Linked DNA regions of Mus musculus: region 1 is linked to region 2. A link is a contact called in ENCODE POLR2A ChIA-PET data. All regions are on one chromosome and are shown on one strand. Each heading gives the region's core, a stretch centred on a gene start or an enhancer-like site at or near the end of the contact. The rest is flanking DNA. Distances are from core to core; before and after follow the strand shown.

The links. ChIA-PET counts read pairs that join two places held with the same protein, here RNA polymerase II (POLR2A).
Region 1: POLR2A ChIA-PET joins it to region 2 with 14 read pairs in embryonic stem cell. The contact joins the promoter of Tomm7 here to the promoter of Kmt2e in region 2. POLR2A ChIA-PET finds 5 or more read pairs at or near these places in 2 of 5 experiments (Patski and embryonic stem cell).

The regions. Positions count from the first base shown.
Region 1 is chr5:23,841,983-23,847,266 of GRCm38, reverse strand. Tomm7 (translocase of outer mitochondrial membrane 7) reads left to right here and starts at 3,122. Exons shown (of 3, transcript NM_025394.3): 1 at 3,122-3,296. The coding sequence starts at 3,194.
Region 2 is chr5:23,433,186-23,438,636 of GRCm38, reverse strand. Kmt2e (lysine (K)-specific methyltransferase 2E) reads right to left here and starts at 4,173. Exons shown (of 26, transcript NM_026984.2): 1 at 3,854-4,173. 5031425E22Rik (RIKEN cDNA 5031425E22 gene) reads left to right here and starts at 5,301. Exons shown (of 3, transcript NR_165300.1): 1 at 5,301-5,427.

The sequences.
Region 1 (5,284 bases), core at 1,873-4,372, 410 kb before region 2:
CTGATCCCTGAGAATAATCGGGAAGTAGCAGGGCTGAGGACAGAGAGGAAAGAAGGGCAGAGAAGTGCGCAGTGAGGTGGATCAGTGGGTCAGTATTTGAAAAGTTCAATCCCAGACCCCATGGAAGGGTGGAAGGAGGAGAAAGACATCTCAAAGTTTTCCTCTGAGCTGCATTCGTACACTATGGCATGTGCTTGTATACACACACACAAACACATGCACATGCACACACATGCACACACACCTCACACCTCATAGACAGATATACACACACCACAGACCTACACAGACACACACCACACAGACATACATATACCACACACCTCACAGACAGACAGACACACCACAGATGCACATAGACACACCACACACACACACAAACCACAGACCCACACATATCCACACACCACGGACACACACATCACAGACACATACATGTCACATACCTCTCAGACAGACAATCAGACACACACACACACACACACACACACACACACACCACACAAAGAGACACATACAGAGAAACAAATACACCACACATAGACACCACTCACTACAAGGACACAAATAACACCTCATAGACAGACACACCACACACCTCACAGGATGACAGACACACACATACACCACACAGACACATACACACACATCATACCTCCCAAACAGGCAGACACACACACACCACACACCTCACAGACAGACACACAGACACACACACACCACAGACACACAAATACGTATACCACATACCTCAGAGATAGACAGACAGAAATACATACACACACACACACACACCACAGACACACACAAGTACATACACACACATCATTCCTCACAGACAGACAGACACACACACACACCACACACACATCATACACATACATACACACACACACCACCGACACACACACACAGACAGAGACACACCACACAGTCATGCAGACACAGACACATATACATATACAGCACACAGCATGCACACACACAACACACACAGAGACACACACACACACCACACATATACACCACACAGATGCACACAAACACACACATACACACCACACAATAATAATAATAATAATAATAAACAGTTTTACAAAGAAGTGACTGAAAGATGGCTAAGGTGAGTAAGAGCTGAGTGCCCCTGATTCTCTGGCCTTTGTGTTCCTATTAGGATCTTTGCTGAATATGTTAGTTTGTTTTGTTATTGTTGGTGGTGGTGTTGTTTTGGTTTTTTGAGACAGGGTTTCTCTGTGTAGCCCTGGCTGTCCTGGAACTCACTCTGTAGACCAGGCTGGCCTTGAATTCAGAAATCTGCCTGCCTCTGTCTCCCAAGTGCTGGGATTAAAGGTGTGTGCCACCACGCCCAGCTCTATTGTGTATTTCTTTCTTTTCTTTCTTCTCCTTCTCTTCTTCTTCTTCTTCTTCTTCTTCTTCTTCTTCTTCTTCTTCTTCTTCTTCTTCTTCTCCTCCTCCTCCTCCTCCTCCTCCTCCTCCTCCTCCTCCTTCTCCTCCTCCTCCTTCTCCTCCTCTTCCTTCTTCTTCCTCTTCTTCCTTCTTCTTCCTCTTCTTCTTTTCTTCTTTCTTCTTCTCTCTTTCTTTCTTTCTTTCTTTCTTTCTCTTTTCTTTCTTTCTTTCTTTCTTTCTCTTTCTTTCTTTTCTTTCTTTCTTTCTTTCTTTCTTTCTTTCTTTCTTTCTTTCTTTCTTTCTTTCTTTCTTCTTTCTTCTTTTTCTTCCAGAGCAGAGGACCGAACCCAGGGACTTGCACTTGCTAGGCAAGCACTCTACCACTGAGCTAAATCCCCAACCCCTCTATTGTGTATTTCTAAACAGAGTATTTTGAGAAACAAGATGCATAAAAATTTCTGTTCTCATTTGGCTCATTTACATCACTGCATTTTAGGATCAGAGCACTGCTTTCCTAGTAACCATGGTGAACTAATTAGATGCTTTGCTATGGGATCAGCCAATTCACAAGTTTCTTATTTCAAGTCAATTGCAGAATTCGACTAAAATCTTGGCACTTCTGATCCTAGAGTCGCATTTTCTACACCTATGTTCTTTATTGTTGGTTTTTTTTTTTCATTGCATTGTATTAATAAAAATGTATTCTTTGAGGATGAATGCAGTGGGGCAGGAGAGAAAGACAGAATTAAGGAGACATGGGAAGTGAAAGGTGTCCCGTCTGGCTGAAGAATCCCACCAGCCGAGCAAAGACTCCCCTGACATTTAACAGCATTTGCTGTTACGGGGCAGTACTCCTTTTATACAGAACTATTTTCAACTAAGAATATTGAAACAGTGACCACACTCAAGGCTTAAGCATATCTGACTTTACTCCTTCCCAGATGTAAACTGCAGTTTTCTGGGACTCTCACACACAAAAGTCTATAACTTCCTTTATAGTAAAAATGTAGCTTAACTCCCATGAACCCCTTGTGCCCAGTGATCTCATTAAGTTCCTTGGCAGTCCTTGAGATGTAAGTCTAGAAGCCAGAAGTGTCAAAGAAAAACAGACAAATAAACCCAGATTTCACGCGAACTTCCCAGATTTGAAAATGTTGTTAAATGAAAAACAGAGAACGGGTGCAAAGTAGAAGGAAACCTGGAAGAGTGCCCGGTGACGTCCGGTTTTAGCAGCCATAGAAGAAACTGATTCTGGGATAGTAAGGAACTTAGCCAAGATAACAGAACAGTATATAAAATAACATTCCTTCTTTCTCAAAGATCATCGCTGGGATGTGTGCTTTAAAACTCTGGAAAGATGCTGGAAAAAAATAAAGGTAGTTGTAGATAAAAAAGTAGGCCTCAAGTGAGCGCGTCTGGCAATCTTCAGCAAACAGCGCGCATTGAATCCCAGCACTCGAGACGCTGATGCAGTAGCAGCTCCATGGGTTCAAGGGCAGCAAAGTCTTAAACAGGGAGCCCCTATCTGGAAAGACAATTCCCGCCCCGCCCCTCCAGGAAAAGCCGGATTCGTCCCAACAATAAAACAACAAAAACGAGGCGGGAGCAGTGAACCCGCAAGGCGGAGCTAGGTTGCTGGAAGGCGACGGATTACGGCCTCTGTCGGCGATGCCTCACGACTCCTGCCGTAAAGGCCCCACGTGGCGCATGCGCAGCTCCTCTCCCTTCCGGGATCCGGACACGGTGGTGGTTGTTGGGCTCCTCGTTCCGCTGGTCCGTCGTCGCCATGGTGAAGCTGAGCAAAGAAGCCAAACAGAGGCTGCAGCAGCTCTTCAAGGGCGGCCAGTTTGCCATCCGCTGGGGCTTTATTCCTCTCGTGATTTACCTGGGTCAGTGATTGAAGAACTTGGGAGGAGCCGCAGGGCAGGGGTTGGTGGGGTCTGAGTCTCCTTTTTTGCCATCCGGGGCTAGGAAATTAAACCCGGCCTCCGCGTTGTCCACGATTTCCGAGGCTGTCTGCCCGGGCTCGAAAAACCATCTTCCAGTTCCTTTTAGCTATTTGAGTAGTGTTTAACCAGTCACACAATCCCTTATATTCCCTACTTAAATCTGTAAAATAAAAGCAAGACCTTTCAAGATTGGTTTTAGGTTTATATGACCCCTAAAGAAAGATTAATCCTCTATTTGACTTTTAGAACGTTTCCCTCCTGTAGGTTAGCCTAAGTGGGAAGACGGTAACCAGGTTAAAACGTCACTGCCTAAAAGCATGATTGTGACCATTGGATGCCTACGCTTTTCTTGTATAATGAAGGATTTCGGTGATTTTTTTTTTTCTCCCGAAAGTTACAGACCCCATTTTGCAGGGAAAGACAGCCATAAAGTTGTACTTTCCTTGCCCAAGTGTCCAGGCAAATATTTTCACCTAGGGCTACACTCTGGAACTGGTTCTGTTCCTGGTTGAGTAGTTTTACAATTTTTTATCTTAATTGCCTTATTCATCCCGTAAGGTAAACAGCAGAGGATTTTAGCTCCAGGTCTCAGAGCTCTAATATGGAATCTGGCGTTTCTCATTAAAGCAGGACCCTCACAAGGTGCTGCTTCTCGTTTGTTTTACATGACTTGCATTATATAAGATAAAATACATTCATTTGTAGTCTTGGCAGAGCCTTTAACTAGGCTGGACATTTCTCCAGGCAGCTGTTGTACCTGTGAGAAGTATGTGAGCTGTGATAACCTGGATATTTTGATAGGACAAGTATTTTTCTTGGTGTTCCTAAGTATTACTGATGAGACAGTGCCTCATGTTGCTCAAGCTGGCCTTGAACTCCTGGTTCTCTTTTTTTTTTTTTCCCTACCTTTCCAGTGTTTGAATTACAGGCCTGCACCGTCACATACAGCTCTTTTCTCCTCTATTTTGAAAGAAAAGAAAATCTCAGACAGTGATATTATATAGGTATCAGATAGATAATTGTGACAGCTTACTTTTTTTGTTTGCTTGGGGTTTTTTGTTTGTTTGTTTTCGAGACAGGGTTTCTCTGTATAGCCCTTGCTGTCCTGGAACTCACTCTGTAGACCAGGCTGGCCTTGAACTCAGAAATCCGCCTGCCTCTGCCTCCCGAGTGCTGGGATTAAAGGCGTGCGCCACCACCCACTGCTGGCTCTACTTTTGTAGGCCGGGTTGTCCATACAGTTCTTTGAGCCCCGCTCCATTTTCATAGTTTGCCTGTAGGTAAGGCTGGGTGAACTCGCAATTCAGCCTCATCTATGGTGTAGTTGGAACTACAGGTGCACTAGGCTCTCCTCTTGAGATACACCTCTGCCCCCACCACCGCCAGATGAGCCCCTTTCATGCAGCCTAGGCTGGCTTGGCTGTAATTTCAAGCTCCTCCTGCCTTCAACTTCTGAACAATGTGTTAAAGTTGTGCACAGCTATGTCCATAGCTAGAAGCTGTAGCTACTTGTCAGAATCTTGGGTCTGAGAACTGGATGCTTCACATTGGTTCCTTTCCTGGGGCTTGTCATGGCATCCAGTAGGGAATTTAAGATTGATGCTGATAGGGCTGCCCTCCCAGCACTTCTGTGTATGTGCCTGTGTGCCTGTTAATCATTTATTCAGGAAATTAATATATATCATCAACAGAGTTTAAATTGTATTTAAATAGTAAAGGTATATTGCTCTAAATAGGTAGATAAATAATATTAAATTATTTTCCCTCCTTTTCTATCTTGAGGCTTGCTTTATCAAGAGAGTAGTTTGTGGAAGATAAAGTAAGATATTCTCAATTACTCTTTCAGAAAAGGTGTCATTTTCCTCTTTCTTTAAGCTTTTTGGAGTTTTCCAGTGTGATTTGGGACTTGTAATAGTCTTGGGAGTGAC
Region 2 (5,451 bases), core at 2,924-5,423:
TTGCCATAAAGTATAAATAATTCTCAAAAGCCACATGTATTTAACATTTGTTCTGAGACATAACCGAAACAGTCCCTGATGAACCCATTTTGAAGTACATGTTCACTTTTTAAAAAAGCTTTAAATTCAACATATAAATGAGCATCTATCATCTGCTAAGAATAAACCTTTTAAAAATAAAAGCTATTATATTTTAAAATGTTTTAATAATATACCATCCTTTCAGACAAGTGCATACTACTAATACTAATATTCCTTAATTAGTCCTGATAATCCTTCAAATTCCATTACTATTTAAAGTATATATAAAAAATTGAAAAGATAAAATTTAACATAGGAAAAATGTAAATTTGCATAATCACTTTATAACTAAGCAAAAATAAACATTTTTTTTTTAACATTTAAATATCACCATAGTAGCAGTTCCAGTAGCAGTTTCCAGGATGGCAGAGCCATTAGAACCATCTCATACATCTTTAAGACATTAATACTCAGAAATGAGTATAATACTTTTCTAAATAAAGATACTCATTTAAGAAGTAATAGTTGCCCTCATCAGTAAGGTGTATATGTGAAGCTTCTCTGGCTGGAAGAAGTGAGGGCAAGTTAGAATCATAGGTGCATTGCTGCTACCCATAACCACTACTAACAGACAGCTATTACTGCCACTATAAATACAGAGTTGACAGAAATGGAAATGGGCAAAAGTTCTCAATTCAAACTGGGATCAAAAAGATACTTTGTAATGACAAAAAAAAAAAAAAATCAAGTATCATCAAATTGCAGTCAGTTTTTAGAAAGTAATTTTACTCTCCAATCACAGGTTTTCTATAGATCCACACAAACAAAGAAGCCCGTAATCACTCAAACTTAGCTATTCCTAGGAGCAAAGGCTATTTGTGAGTTTCCTCCCAAGAGTCCAAATGCTTCAAAATTCTCTGGGAACAGAAAACCCACAGAACCTGTTAATAGATTTGCCTCTTCCATCCTAACCTAATGGAGGTGCATTGTTTATAAAGTAAAATAAGATAACAACAAACACTTTAAAAAAAGTTATTTTTAAAATAACTTAAAAGTTATTTTACAGGATTCAAAACAAAAGAGAAACAAACAAAACCAAAAGGAGGCTTTTTTTAAAAATTTCTAACTTGATGTTTTTTATGTGAAACCAAGTTAGCCAATTATTTTGTGTCTAGACCTGACCAATATCAATAAAGACAACCATAGCATATATAGACAATATACCTTCTTCTTGCTACATATATTGATAAAACACTAATTTCATGCACTAGATAGGAAGTTCAAATATCAATCATCAAGTTAAAAGTACCCACCTTGTTCTAAAGCACAAACCTTAACCATGGAGCCCATCCACTATACCTAGGGCTTAGACTCACAACTCAATCCAGAGTCTTATGTAAATACTTGACTCCAAATTCTAACACAAACTCTCCCACTACCAACCAACATTTTATTATATAATATTTCAAAAATTCTAACAAAGGTTGTATACCTGATTACTCTTCAAAGATGAAACTCACTGGCATGTAAAATTACCTAATCCCATTATTTCCACAATTATTTAGTAGAATGTACCTTACATCAGCTAGTTCATATAAGCACAATATGCAGTAACCCTGCTCTAAGGTTTATACAGAGGAGAAAGACTTGTGAACGAGTGTGTGCTCTCCGACCTTTGTAAGTACTTCTGGATTGAAAAGCACTCATCTTTCAGTTGCTACACAATCAGAATCATCAGTCAACCCATTAATGGCCCACTCATACCTGGCTATTTAGAAAAAAGATACCCCTCCCAGGATGCAAATAAACTGAAACCAGTCACACTTTTAAAAGTACAGCTGAATGACACCTGACATTTAATTTTCTATCTCAGACTTCAAGATTTTAAAGATGGCATAAAACAGATTCAAGTCCCTATTAAGAAATGCTTTTATTTAAGGACTATCACAACAAATCCCCCAATCCAATAAGGAACTGGGCATGGGGGAAGGAATGAAGACCAAAGCCTTATTTTTTAACTTACATAATGATGATAGTATGCAATAAGACAAATTTAAGAGGCAGCAAAGCACGGAGTGTCACCTTACCACATATACAAGCAACTGGAAATGATTAAAGCTTTAAATACAGGAGAAAACAGAGGCAACACAAAAAACAGGAAGAAAAGAATCCTTATATCCAGTGAGTAACAGGTTTAGGTCTGTTTGTACAGCTCCCTAAATTTTACTCCAAAACAGAATACAAGAACCAAAATATACAAAATTAGTTAGGAGTTGAGTGAGAAATGTTTAACTGAAGGTAAAAATTCCCAATCATGCAAAATGGGCTACTTAACAAAACATTTTACTTTGACATATTAGTTAAAAATGGGCGATTTAAAGTCAACACAGACTATTATCTGCATCGAATAAATGTTTAATGTTTAAAAGCCCCCCGACCATGAAATTTCCAAGGCCAAATGTCTTATTGTTTTCAAAAGTGGTATTGTTTTATTTGCCTCTTAGGAAAACCCAATAAAATTAATCAACTATAACACAACACTGTAATTTGCAATAAAATTGACGAATTTTTGTAAATGGCTTGGAGGAGGGGGGGGCAAGCCCAATCTTTTTCATGTAAACATAATACGCTTGTAATACACTGCAGACAAACGCACTGCATGGGGTGTGGAGGACCCGAGCTGATTAGATTACCACAACATCAGCCTGGGGCCGCCATTTTTAGAATCTGTAAAGGACAAAAGAGGGAAATTACAGTTTTTACTCTCCATCTCAGAAATTAAAGGGAAAGGGAGACTGTTTCCCAATTAGGTATTGCTATCTTCAACCTAGAGCTGAATGCACCTCACTTGATTCTTCTCCAAGGTCTCCAGAACTGCAAACACATATATATTATCTTCATCTCTAAAGGATGAATAAAATAAGCAACACCGAAATTTACTTTAGAACTAACTCCAGTGATTTCCCTTTGACTTTAAATTTGATCATTCTTGAGAGACAGTCTAGATAGGGCGGATCTAGGCGGAACTAAAGCCAGTGAGGCAAGCACCCAGGATTGTTTTTTCTCTCCCTCCTCCCCCGTTTAGCACAGGGAACCGTTTGTTTCTCATCTCTGTCTGCTGCCACCGCGTCGGTGCCAATCCTTCGGTCAAAATAAGCTTTCCTGAAATGAGCCATATTGTGGATTCTAAGGCTCTGGCACAGTAAAGGACGGCAGTAAGGCAAGAAGAGCGGGGGAGGAGACTGCGAAGGCTGGGTACTGACTGGGGTGACCACCTTAGGGGCGGGTTTACCCTCTCCGGAGAGGATGAGGAGCGGTCTCTCTCCTACAAAGAGAGATGCCCAAGGCGTTCTTTTAACCCCTTTCACATTTAAGAGAACATTATGCCACCGAATGGCAGGGAACAAGGGCAGGAAGAAGAAAATGGGGCCTAAACGTCTTCTCTCTGCACCCGAACAAGATGCAGCTGGAGGAGGGGAGAGCTGGCAGCTCGCGGGACCTCTCCGACACCAGTCACAAGCCTCCTTCCTCACCCCGGAGGCCTGAATCCGCTACCAGGGAGGAGGGCGCCCCCTCCCTAACTCCCACTCTCAAGGGGGTTTAACTGCCAGTTTCCCCTTCCACAACCCCAAAACCCGCCATAATGCCCCAGTGCCAGGGACAGGCAGGAGAAAGGACAAATTCCATTTCCACAAGCGACGTGGCCCCAGCACAGGCGCCTGGGGTTCAGTGTGGACGCCCGGCTCCCGAAGGACAGCGACCCTCTCTCCCTAGAGCCCTAAGTCCCCCCACCGTGGACCCCACGACACCCACAGACACGACAGGCACTGACCTGTGATGGTCACACACCAGACACCCGAACCCTGTTATCGGCTCGACCCCGGGCGAGGTTCTCCACACCTCAGCGCTCGGTCGACCCCCGACGACAGCCACTGCGGTCGCAGAACCGACTCCACACCCCCTCCCCAAGCAGCAGCGCGCAGCGTCTTCAGTGGGAACCCAAGAGTCGGGCACTGCGGGCCACGGCAGGAATGACGAGGAGACGCTGAGGCTGCTCCGAGTGTCTATGCCCCCTCTGCTGCCGCTCCCGAACGCAGGCTCGATCTCCGACTCGGCCCCCTGCGCCCGCTCAGTGTCACTGCTTCTCGCTCTGGGAAAATGGCGGCGGCGACGGCGGCGGCGGCGGCGGCAGCGGCGGCGGCGGCGGCGGCAAGCGCACGGGGCCCGCCCGCCCCGCTCCGCAGGGGCAGGGGGGAGGGGACGAAGCTACTCGCCGCCATCTTGGTTATGGGCTGCGGCCCGACGCGGCCTCTCCGCCGAGGCGTGGAGACGTCACGCTAGAGGCCGCGAGCTGGCCAGACACTCCGTCTTTCCCACAACAGGTGCATTCATCCATCCGCCGACGGTTGGGGAGGTCTTGCTAGCTGGTGGGCTTGGCTCTTTACCCGTTGTCCCCGAGTAGCCCTCAAGCCTGGATGTAGGTGAGCGTGAGGATGCTACTAGTGGGTAGAAGGATGACAGCAGGGACGGGGACGACCCCCCTCCCATCACTTCCTAAGGTGATGCACTTGCTCCTACCCCCCAAGCAGCCTCAGTCCCGGCAGCCCCCTCCCCCCGGCCTGGCCTGCCAGCTCAGGGTGAGCCCGGTCGGATTGTCACTCGACGCCCACTAGTGGCTGAGGAGGCTCCAGTGCGCAGGCTCCGGGCACCGGATAAAAGCGGAGCTGGCGAGTCCCGCGCTGTCTCGATGGAGGAGCGAGAAACGCAAGAGGTCGGGGGGAGAAGCCGCAGAAAAAATTGCAGCCATCGTCAGCGCCGCCTCCCTGCCACCGTGTATGGGGTAAAAGCTGCCGTTGCCGCTGCCGGTGCAGTCGCTGCCGCCGCCTCCTATACTTCTTAGCACCGGGGAAGGATTCCCCGCCGCGGGACAGTGTGCTGGGCGGGGAGCGGGAGTTCGTTTGTGTGGCGGTGATTAAACGAGGGAGGGACAGAGCTGGTTTCTCGAACCGAAAAGGGGAGGCCAAGGAACAAAACAGGGTTCTCCACTAAAATCACACAGCGATTACGGATCTGGCTTTGGGGGCCTTTCCCCGGAATGGCGGTTTCCGTCTTCTTGGCCCGCAGCACGACCTTGGGTGCTCCGTAAGAGGAGTGGGGAGAGGCAGAGGCGGTGTCGGCAGCCAATCGGCGTCTGGTGATTTCTGTCGGGCGCGTAGGGATTGGCTGACGATGACCTCATGCTGCAGCAGCGGGTGGGGCCAGAGTCGTCGGGGGTGGCTGTTGCAAAGGCAGAGAGTGAGAAGTGATGACGGTGATCGTTGTCGCCGCGTCTTCTGTGGAACCCAAGCAGTGCCGAAGGAAGTCGCAAGGCTCTTCCCCGACCTTTTGCTCCTCTCCCTGCGCGAGGTGAGGGCCCTGGCTCGGCCTCTG